Regions from separate parts of the Homo sapiens genome. Here region 2 is linked to region 1. The links are chromatin contacts, found by Hi-C in ENCODE. All regions are on one chromosome and are shown on one strand. Each heading gives the region's core, a stretch centred on a gene start or an enhancer-like site at or near the end of the contact. The rest is flanking DNA. Distances are from core to core; before and after follow the strand shown. Region 1 holds the start of TMEM187 (transmembrane protein 187). Region 2 holds the start of GAB3 (GRB2 associated binding protein 3).

What was found. Hi-C counts contacts between places; a loop is a spot of excess contacts on that map. Pooled maps may share reads with other maps.
Region 2: a loop to region 1 is called in a map of Right ventricle myocardium inferior, with 6 times the contacts of the local background. The contact joins the promoter of GAB3 here to the promoter of TMEM187 in region 1. A Hi-C loop is called at or near these places in 1 of 168 maps with a recorded cell type or tissue (Right ventricle myocardium inferior) and 4 of 50 pooled maps.

The regions. Positions count from the first base shown.
Region 1 is chrX:153,971,504-153,977,031 of GRCh38, forward strand. TMEM187 (transmembrane protein 187) reads left to right here and starts at 1,251. Exons shown (of 2, transcript NM_003492.3): 1 at 1,251-1,357. HCFC1 (host cell factor C1) reads right to left here and starts at 315. Exons shown (of 26, transcript NM_005334.3): 1 at 1-315. RefSeq lists an enhancer at 1-165 and silencers at 396-635, 866-1,315, 1,426-1,535.
Region 2 is chrX:154,748,693-154,754,555 of GRCh38, forward strand. GAB3 (GRB2 associated binding protein 3) reads right to left here and starts at 2,385. Exons shown (of 10, transcript NM_001081573.3): 1 at 2,262-2,385. The coding sequence starts at 2,333. RefSeq lists silencers at 2,031-2,090, 2,261-2,340.

The DNA.
Region 1 (5,528 bases), core at 1-2,500:
GCGCCGTACGGCTTGTGAAGTCTCGCGCCTCTCCCCTTAGTCCGCCTCTGCTGCTCAGGCTGCGCCTGCCGCCGTGGGAGCCGCCATCTTGAGACTAGCTCCCCGTTCCCCCCTATTCTCTTCCTCCTAGGTCAGTTCTTCCACTGCACACCAAACTCAAGGCGGTGTCCGATCCTCACTTCCCGCCTTATGACTCCTTCCCACAGGAGCCGCTTCAAAGAGCTAGAGTTAGGCCCCGAAGCGGCAACTGTACGGCAGAAGAAGCGGTAACGGCAGGGCGCTCATGCCTCCTCCCTGGGAGCCGCCATCTTGTGTGAAGAAGTAACAACTAAACATGGCGGCAGCGGCGCCGGCGGTCGGGCGAGGAGGCGGAGCCGGGTGACGTCACCGCTTCCCCCCACTCGCCCTCGCACCGCTTCGCCCCTGGGCCCAAGCCTCTTAAAGGACCCCTGCGCTGCCTCGCGGCGGGGGTGGGGGTCGGCGCTGCCGCGCGCTGGGCTAAAGCTCGAGTCGCGCTCAGATCAGGTGCAGGCGCAGGCGCGCCCCGCCCCACGGCCCCCCCACCGGGCGAGCCTCCACGCCTCCGCCCTGGGAGCCGCCATCTTGCCACTTCCCCTCGCCCGGCCGTCCGCGGGCGTCAATAGCGACTTTCAGCACAAAACAAAGATGGCGGCGGCGGCATCTCGGAAATGCCCGGATGAGACTGCTAACCCCTCCGACGCGCTCGGCCCCGCCCCCTTGGGAACGGTCTCTCGGGTTGATAAGGGACGCACGCCCGAAGAACTGCCTTTAACCAGCACTGGGGACAGCGGCACGCAGGTGGCCGGGGTTGGCGAACAGCCACTGCAGCCGCGCCTGCGGCCGGGAAGCGAGCATTTTCGCGCCCTGCACACCCAGCAGCCGCAGGAGGCGGCCCGAGGCGCGCCGCGGGGGAGCCGGGGGCGGGGCGACAGTGGGAGGCGACGCAGCCGAGCGCCGGCGCCCGGGGGTGGAGCCTCCGCCCGCTCCCAGGCTCCCAGGCTGCGGGGCCCGCCCTCGGGCGCCACCGCCTCCGCCCGCGCCGCAGCAAAATGAGCCGGGCCGCGCGCCCCAGACCGCCGCGCGCTCGGCCGCCCCCACTGCCGAGAGGCCCGCAGTCGGGCCGGTGGCGCACGAGCCGGGCGGGCGACCGCGGGAGGCGTCCGCGTCATCTCGCGTCACCTCGCCCCGCCCGCTTCCCAGGCTTCGAGTCCCGCCCTGCGCGCAGGCGCACCGGCGCTGCTCGGATCCTCCCTTTTCGGAGATTTGAATTTCCCCCAGCGAGGCGAGTGAGGCGAAATACCCGTATGGTGATAGCTGGCCTTTTCGCGCCAATACTGTAAGTGCTCACCGCAGCCCTGGGAGGTGGGTCCCGGCCTCGCCCCCACGTTTCGCCTCCTCTAGGAGGCCGCCCGGGCGCGGCGGCGGCGGCGGCGGCGGCGGCATCCGCCCTGCCACGCGCAGGCCGCAGCGCGGGGACCCAAGCTGCTGCCCGGGAGCGGCAGTCGCCAGTAGAAATGGACAGACCGGTCCTGTCAGAGCCTGTGGCTTTTGTTGTAAACGTCTAGAAGTTCAGTTAAATTACAAGATCTACCAGATCTACCGGCGGGCAGAATTATTACTTTGAAGTTACTGAAGTTATGCGTCCTGCTGGAAGACCTTGTAATTTAATGCGTTAGTAAAGAAGCACACGTCACCCTCTCACACATTTTCAACAATATTTTTAAAGTCGCCTCTCAACATATTACATGTATTTTGTAATCGTCTGTGTTTTAGTTCATGCAGTTGGAAGTATCCATTTGAGAAGGGACAAAGAGAAGAATTCTTGCCTGTCTGTGCCACCACCTGCTCTTTGTGACCTTGGCTAGTTACCTCACATATGTCCCCAAGTCCCCCACCCATGGTAAATAAGAAAACTAAGGCCTGATGCGTTGGCTCATGCCTGTAATCCCAACACTTTGGAAGGCTGAGGTGGGAGGATTGCTTGAGCCTAGCCGGGGCAACATAGCGAGACCCGGAGGCATGGTGGCACACGCCTGTGGTCCCAGGTACTTGGAACGCTGAGGTGGGAGGATGGCTTGAGCCAGGGAGTTCAGGGCTGCAGTGAGCTGAGATCGCGCCACTGCTCCAGCCTGGGCGACAGAGCAAGACCCTGTCTCAAAAACACACACACACACACACACACACACAAAAGCAGCTGCTGGTTTCCAAGGGCCTTGCCTGGAATCAGTCCAGAAGCTAAATTAATGTTAATTGATATTCCTTTATCCACAGAAAGACAGCAAGAAAGGTCATGCGGAGCGGGGGACATAACTAACCATAAATGCTAAAGGCCTGGAGGTGACAGTGCCTGCTGTTTAAACGCGTGCGGGAGAGTCTGGGGCCTTTAGCCAGGAGATTGTCAGGCTTCCCAGGGCTTCCCTGAAAGACCCCAGACCCAGGGGCCAGTGCTGTTGAGGTGTTGGCTTTCCCATGCCAGGCGCTGGGGGAAGCTGTGACGAGATTTGAGTGTCACATAATAAGGATCATGGCAATTCAAAGGTACAGGGAAGCTAGGCTATAAGGTAACCAGCTCGGTTTTCCTGGGGGTCTTGGACAGGTGCTTTGATTACATGGTCACTGTCAGCCCGTACCCCCGGTCAGATAGACTGAACCCCTGCAGCCGGAAAGAGGAGTTGCTTTCCATGCCCTTCCTGGAGTTCTTCCTCGATCAAGTTGACAGTGTTTGACTCTTGTTCCAGCTCTCCGCCCTGCTTGCTGGCAGGCAGGAGGGTCAGACTAGCATGGGTGCCATGGGGCCCTAGGTGGGTGCAGGGAAGGACCTGTAGACGCCATGCGGGGCCTCAGCTGGTGTCTCAGCTGGAGTCAGGAGCTGAACGGGGAAGTGCCTGAGAGGAAATGACAGCTGAGTCAAGGGCAATGGCCAGGCGAAGTGGGCAAAGGGCTTCCAGGACAGAGCTGGGCCTGAGGAGCTCACAGGGCTGGATGGGGATGGCACTTTAAGTCTGGCCAAGACTTTGGGACATGATCCAGGACATGGAATGGGAAGCTGGTCATGGAAGGGTGGAAAGCCAGGGCAGACATGATCCCATCCAGGGCTGCTCAAAGATGCTGGGGCTGCGGTGTGCACACCCCTGGACCCAGAGGCTTTTTTGACTGGGAGGACGGGGCAGGAGGAGTTCGGGTGCCCCATGCTGAGATGGCAGGCTTGTGTGAAGCAAGGACGTATGGAGTGATAGTGAGGACTGTGGTTCCTGTGTGGCAACACCATGCTTCAGAGGGCAATGGGGCACCCACATGCCAAGCCTGGTGGCCCTCCTCAGCAACGGAACTCCAAGGCAAGAAGGCTGAGAATGAGGCCCAGGAGGATGCGGTGGGCCCCAGGACCTGCTTGAGAAGTGAAATAGCAAACAGGACTGGTAAAAGGGAGCAGAGGTGCTGGCTTTGTTCTTTAATATAATTGAATTGAAATTGAGCAGGGCTTCACTGGGCATCTGAGGAAGAGCAAGGAATCAGACCCTGTCCCACCCATTTGGGGCCTAAATTGCAGTAGGGCAGATGGACATTGCACCTCAAAAATAAACAGTGCTTGTCACATGAATCATTTGCAAATATTTTCTCCTATATTGTCTCTTCATTGTTGATTGCTTCTGTGCTGTGCAAAAGCTTTTTACTTTAATATACTCCCATTTGTCTGTTTTTGTTTTTGTTGCCTGTGATTTTGGGGTCTTAGCCATAAAATCTTTCCTGGAGCATTTCCCCATTTTCTTCTAGTAGTTTTATTTTATTTATTTTATTATTTGTATTTATTTATTTATTTATTTTTTGAGACACAGTCTCACTCTGAAACCCAGGCTGGAGTGCAGTGGCACAATCTTGGCTCACTGCAACCTTAGCCTCCTGGGATCAAGCGATTCTCCTGCCACACCCTCACAAGTAGCTGGGATTACAGGCGCATGCCACCACCCTGGCTAATTTTTATACTTTTAGTAGAGATGGGGTTTCACCATGTTGGACAGGCTGGGCTGGAACTCCTGACCTCAGGTGATCTGCCCGCCTCAGCCTCCCAGTGTGCTGGGATTACAGGTGTGAGCCACCACACCCAGCCTTTTTTTTTTTTTTTTTTTTTTTTTTTTTTTAAAGACAGAGTCTTGCTCTGTCGCCCCAGGCTGGAGTGCAGTGGTGTGATCTTGGCTCACTGCAACCTCCTCCTCTTGGGTTCAAGCATTTCTCCTGCCCCAGCCCCCTGAGTAACTGGGATTACAGATGTGCGCCACCACGCCCGGCTACTTTTTGTATTTTTAGTAGAGACGGGGTTGCACTGTGTTGGCCAGGCTGGTCTAGAACTCCTGACCTTAAGTGATCTGCCCGCCTCAACCTCCCAGTGTGCTGGGATTACAGGTGTGAGCCACCGCGCTGGCCTCTTCTAGTAGCTTTATAGTTTCAGGTCTTACTTTTAAGTCTTTAATCCATGTTGAGTTGATTACTGTGTGTGGTGAGAGATAGGGGCCTAGTTTTCATTCTTCTTCACATACTTATCCAATTTTCCCAGTGCCATTTATTGAAGAGACCATCCTTTCCCCAATGTAGGTTCTTCGTGCCTTTGTACTACTTATAATAGCTAAGATATGGAAGCAATCTAAGTGTCCACCAGTGGATTGATATGTAAAGAAAATGTGGTATAGATACATGATGGAATATTATTGAGCCATTTAAAAATAAACTGTTGGCGGGCGCGGTGTTTCAAGCCTGTAATCCCAGTACTTTGGGAGGCCAAGACGGCCAGATCACCTGAGATCAGGAGTTCGAGACCAGCCTGGCCAACATGGCGAAACCCCATCTCTACCAAAAATACAAGAATTAGCCAGGTGTGGTGGCAGGCGCCTATAATCCCAGCTACTTGGGAGGCTGAGGCAGGAGAATTGCTTGAACCTGGGAGACGCAGGCTGTGGTGAGCCGAGATTGTGCCACTGCACTCCAGCCTGGGTGACAGAGCGAGACCCTGTCTCAAAAAAAACCAAAACCAACTATAAAAAATAAAAAAAATAAAAAACTATTGGCTGGGTGCAGTAACTCACGCCTGTAATCCCAGCACTTTGGGAGGCCAAGGTGAGAGGGTCGCTTGAGCCTAGGAGTTTGAGACCAGTCTGGGCAACATAGCAAGACCCTGTCTTTCAAAAAAAATTTAAAAATTTGCCAGGCATGGTAACATGCCTGTGGTCCCATTTACCTGGGAGGCTGAAGTGAGAGGACCACTTGAGCCTGGGAGGTGGAGGCTGCAGTGAGCTGCAATCACACCACTGCACTCAGCCTGGGAGACAGAACGAGACCCTGTCTCAAAGAAATAAACAAACTAATAAGATAAATCTTGTTATTTGTGGCAACATGGATGAGCCTAGAGGACGTTATGTTAAGTGAAATAAGCCAGGAACAGAAAGATAAATATTGTATGTGTTAATTCTTATGTAAAATATTTAAAAAATCAAGCTCATGGAAATAGAAGCATAGTG
Region 2 (5,863 bases), core at 1,135-3,634, 780 kb after region 1:
ATTGTCCTGGTTGTGCCAATAACTAGTTTTGCTATGTTACTATTATAAATGTTAAACTATAAACTGGAATCAAGTCTTTTTTTTCTGTCTTCCCAGCCTGTAACACAGGGCCTAGTTCGGAGTTAGCGCTCCGTTAACGGGAGGGAGTGACAGGAATTGAATTTAAGCAGCTGTAACAGCCCTATCCAGGCCCCGTCGAAGTGACACATGATCACCATCTAGTGGTGAAAAAGATTCCTGCAGAATTTAGCTATGAGAGGAAAAAGAATTCTTTCTGTGGTGTGTTCCAGGGACAGATGCCTGTCAGCGAAAAAAGCATTGACTAGATATGATCTTTCTTAGAGACAGTTCCCAAACATCAAGGTTTATGTCTTGGAGTGTTGGTAAGATGACACCTAGGTACTCTTGTGTCTTAAGTCTAGTCACTGCCCCATCATCACACGCCCCACATATCTCTAAGCTGCGCAGTGTCCACTCTTGCCACATCCCCTAAAGGAATGAACCGCGTGTGATAATAGGCACACACACTCATGCCTTCCCAAAGTTGATGAAATACTAATAAACTTCCCTAAGCCAGTCTGCTTAAGATACAAAAAAAGACTGGGAAATAAAATATTCTATAATCTTTGCCCTCCAGGGGCATCTTTCTGTATCATCTACTGAAATTGTATAGTGAACCTTTAAAATGTCTGTCATTCCAAAGGACAACAAGGAAACCCATCCTGAGTCAACACTGCAAGCACTACTGTGTGACAAAAGCCTCACCTGCTCATGCAGGTGATGGGAGCAGGTTTTCTTCTCTTGCCTCCTTTGAGTAGCTTCACAGTTAAGGAAGCAGCTGGATAATGCAGAGGCCAAGAGATATTGGACCCTGTGCTTATGGACTCCTGGACTCAAAAGCAAATGATGTAGGGACACACTGGCACTTAGAGAAATCTCAGTATTTATGCACTCCTGATATTCACGTGCTAAATAGAACAACCTTCCTCTAAAGTTCTGTTCTGCAGAACAAACAACAAAAATCTTTTCAAAGACCCCTAAGAGAGAAACACACACTGTCTAGCCCGATGTGAATGGGGAAAGAGGGCTTGAGCAACTCTATGTTCAGGAAAATCTCCTGCCACACATTCTGGAAGTATTCATACATTATTAAAGTCTTTTTATAATCCCACCTCTTGAACTTCCACACAATATGTGCCTCATCTATGTGGGAACAAAAACAGTTGTGAAATTTGGCCAGAAGAGGACAGCAGTTTGAGAGCACTGTATAGACAAGAGCACAAGGCTGAACCACATTTGGGGTGGGCTGCTTTGGATGAGCGCAGACATGCGCGAGTTTGTTCCTACCACCGTGCAGTGAAGTTGCAGAGAAATTAGGAATTAAGAACAAGATGAATCCATCCAGCTACTCCCAGCCTAAAAAAAGCAAGAAGTCCTAATAGCTATTTATATGCAACTCCCTGGGGACTGAAGTGGTTCTTCCTAATGGCTGAAAAACACTGAGTAGCAATCAGGTCTTTAAGCAGAATGTTTTTAAGACCTTATCGTGAGGACGCTGATGGAGATAATGAACGTTTGAGGTGTCGATAGTACATCTTAAAACGGTAATGGAATAGGTAGGAAGATTCGCTCTTCCAAGTATTCCTAATTTCATATTAGTAAAAGTCAGTTGTCCAGCTGGCACTATAAAAGCGCGGTGTCAGCATTAAGAAGAAGCTGAAAGGAGTTACACGATGAGAAACGAGTTACACTGTGTAGGGTTCCAGACAGCAGTGTCCGATGACAGCTACAAGAGCAGCACTCCTTACTCCTTACGGTCCAGGGGGAATGCAGGCAATTCCCCTCTGGCTGTCAGTCTCCCTATCCCCTGCCGCGTCTCCTTCGCGGGGCGATGGGTCTCAGAGCCACCCCCAGCCAAAGAAAGGGGCACGCTTTCGAGATGTCTCCCTGGCCGCTCCTGTACGGAGAGTGGCGCCTGAGGTTTCAGCCCCAACCCGCCTCCCTCCGCTAGAGTCAGCGGCGGTCTGGAGTCCCTGAGCCCCGCGGGCAGGCGCCACCTGGTCTCCGGCCCGCTGCCTAGCACAGCGGCGAAGCTGGCTCGACGTGCGATTTCGGTTTCCGTCCGTCGGCCTCGCCCGCAGTCCCGGGCGCTGGGAGCGGCTGCGCCTGGCGCGCCCGGAGCCCAGCGGCTCCCCGCGGCCGCCCCGCGGGCGGGTGCCCCGGGACGCGAAGGCCGGGCGGGTGGCGGCGCCCCTACTCACGTAGCGCTGTAGCTTCCTCTCGGGGGGCGACTTAACGAGCCAGCCGGTGCACACTGCGTCGCCCGCACTCATCGTGGCCGCCGCCGCCGCTTCCTCCAGCTGGGCCAGCCGCCCGCGGCAGAAGGAAGTCGGGCCAAGGATGCCGGCGGGGCGGGCCCAGCGCCCGCCCGCCCAGCGCCGCCCCGAGCGGCCGCTGCGACCCCCGCCTCCGGCCGCCGCGGCCCCCGGGGAGGGAACCGACGCCGCCCGCAACCCAAGACGGCGGGAAAAGCAAGCAGCGAAGCCTGGGAAGCCCCTTCGAGCAACTGCAGCTCCGCCAGCGGCTGTGCCCGGGGGGGGGGTGTGGGGGGGGGAGCCTACGCAGCAGGGCGCCTGCCACTCTCACCCAGGGTCACGAGAAAGCGCTCGGAAGGAGCCCTGCGACCTAATGGGAGCACAGCCTGGAACCTGTTGCCCTCATGCCCCATCCCCAATCCGCCACGCCAAACGGGCTGGTCCCTGGGTCTCAGGGACCCTGGAGCTGAAACCCAAGTACCACCTGCATCTGCCATGTGCATAGTTCACGGAGAAACAAAAGCAAGACTCCTCTTGGACTTCCCTATTCCACTTGATTGCTTGCACAGTAGTGTGTTTTCTATGTCCCTCCCCCAAAGATCGTTGTATTCAGTGATAAGCTTTGCCGGCTAAACGGTCTAAATGTCTTAATGAACCCAAATGACCCAAACTCAAAAGGTAGTGCTGTTTGCAATCTCTTTGACTCGAAGGTTTTAAAAGATGGATCTAAAGTCGATTGTGCCAACTAGTGTGCTGACCACGCTAAGTAAAAATAACAATCATGAGCACCTAACACTTGTGACCTTCCTTACTGCCAAGCTAACACCATGCCAGCGATTGTGCTAAGCACTTTCCAGGCGTTATCTCATTGAATCCACACAACACCCTGTCAAAGGGCTCTTATTATTATCTCAATTTTGCAGGTTACTAAAATGAAAAACAGGATGACAGTGTCACTTGTCGAGAGCCACACGAGAAAATCATCCATAGGCAGCCAGAGCTGTGTCAAGAGCCCATCCACTTAAGCACCACCCTCTGCTTTTTGTGGGTATCATCTATGTGACGTTTGCTAGCATCTTCAACAGAATGACCAACCTCCCATCCTATCAGGCCAGATGCTTCAGGGTGATGAGCTAACATGGTAACACCAGTGGAGTCCATCAGCATGCGCACACTGGCTTATAATGATTTTCTTGTGTGAGATAATGTCAGTGTGAATAATGGGTTCAGTAAGTCAATGGGCAGGAGTGCCAGCAGAAATGTGAATTTTAAAAAAGCGAATCCATGTACAAAATTAGTACCTGTTCAAGTGAGAAAAAATTGCTGCCCCTTCCAGATGGCAGTCCAGGTGGCTGTCTGGTCCCCCCAGGGAATGCTGTTATTAAGGGTTCATTGTTTGTCTCTGCCTGTGGGCAGCTTGAGCACTTAGCAGTGGCTGTGGCCATATCAACTGTTGCCAGTCCCTGAGAGCCCCACTATGCATTGCTAATTCTCTAAGTCTTGCTTACACCTCTGTTAAAAAAAAAATCCCTTAATTATACTTTCCTCATTTCAACCCCTTGAGTCTACTGTTTGCTTCCTTTTGAAACCTTGACCGATAGACCTGGTCATGAGGAACTCCCTACGACATTCTGGGTGTAAGTCCAGGGAATGGTGATCATGCAGCAGCAGGGGCCACAAAGATGTGAGCCACCTGCTCTAGCAACTTTCCTGTACCTTCCAGACCTGCTTGAGTCTGGTCTCAAATATTCCACTTCCAAAAGAGGATGAAATAGCACCAAATTTATCAGTGGCAGCTGAAGTTCCATGGTTCTTTGGTGCCCCATGGTCAAGCATTCAGACTTTGCCACAGCCCAGGAGCAAGCTGGAAGCTGTTGGTCAAAAGGAAAATACTTCTTTTGTGGTAGAGGGCATGGTTTACTTCAAAACTCTAGGGCTTTGCTGTGTGTTTCTCCTACTGGGACTTGCCAGAGGCTCCGTGTAGCCTCCCAGTGTGTCAAAGGTCCTGTACCTGTTGAATCTACATGGTCATAAGGGTCAAGTGGCCTGGACCTGTCACAGAGCCTTTTCTTGCCCTGGATCTCTCCCCGAAAACATGCAACCCTACAGATGACTTGCTGAGTGCATTGGTGCGGCACAATTAAATGTAGCATATGTTGCCTACAAAATTCAAACATCCACACCAAATGCCGTGCCTCTTTCTGAGTGGTAGGTGGTAAGCGGTACAACAACATGTTGAATACCCAACGTGGTCCAGACCATCTAAAAACTTTGCTGAGGTTCAGGCTCTTGAGTTTTCATGGGGCTTATCTCCTGCCCTGTGGTGTACTTGTATCTTAATAAAGCATCTAGAGTATTCGCTACCTCTAGATCATCAGGTCCAGTACATATGTCATCAGTGTAATAAACCAGCACAACATTCACAACAATCAAGCTCCATTCAACGTGGATTATGACAGTGAGCCAGAGAATAGATATAGTCCTAAGGTTGTACTTCTGTTCCCGCTAGATGAAAGTAAGCTGCTTCTAGTGTTCTCTGCTGAATGGGAAAAAATAACATTTGGCAAAGGAATAGCTGTATCCCAGGTGCCAGGGGGCTATGTTGATTTGCTGTAGGAAAACAGCATCATCTGGAATAGCAGCTTCAGTTCGAATCACAGCCTGATTAATTCTACAATTACCCACTACTAATCTCCAGACTAGCCAGATGGGTTAAATAAAGATGTGATATGAGTAACTATTCCCGTATCTTTTAGGGTACCCTGTTCTCACTGCCAGAGAAATCGAAATTGTTCCTTTCATGGAAACCCATCTTAGCTTCTCTGCACTCTAGCCTGGGGAGAGGAGAGAATTTGAATAGCAAGTGATTTTTGGCACCTGCATTCCCTTTGTGGCTTCCCCATTTATTTTTTGTTTAAAATACACTTTGTTTCACAGTTCATTAACTTCTGTAAATCTTATAACTACAAACTTGTGAAAATAAATGCCTACTATTACAGAAGAGTTTCTATCTCAATTTCATCATGATGAGTCAAAGTGACTATGCATCTAACTTATTTGCTATGAAAAGAAAATTTGAAAAGAAAACTCTGGATCATAGACAGGCAGGGGAAACAGCTTCAAATGTGTGTGAGAGTCAGTAATGAGGAAAAGGACTGCACCTTCCTATATCTCCCACCTCCCACCCACCTCTTGATTTAATAAATCTAAGAAGTATGTGAATTAAAGGCCTGGAGTGCCATGGCACAAGTTCAGATAGGGGAACACTCTTTTTCCTCTATAGGCATCCATAAACGACTTCTCTATGAGTTAAAATCATCTAATTTTCATGTGGAATATGAAATTTGACTTTATTATTATCAGTGATAGTCTTTCATCATATCCATTATTGTTGTATTTAAAATTGCCCAAAATTGGTCAGGTATGGTGATTCACACCTGTAATCCCAGCCCTGTGGGAGGATGAGGCAGGAGGATCCCTTGAGCTCAGGAGTTTGAGACCAGCCTGAGCAACATAGGAAGACCTCATCTCTAAATAAATAAGAGATT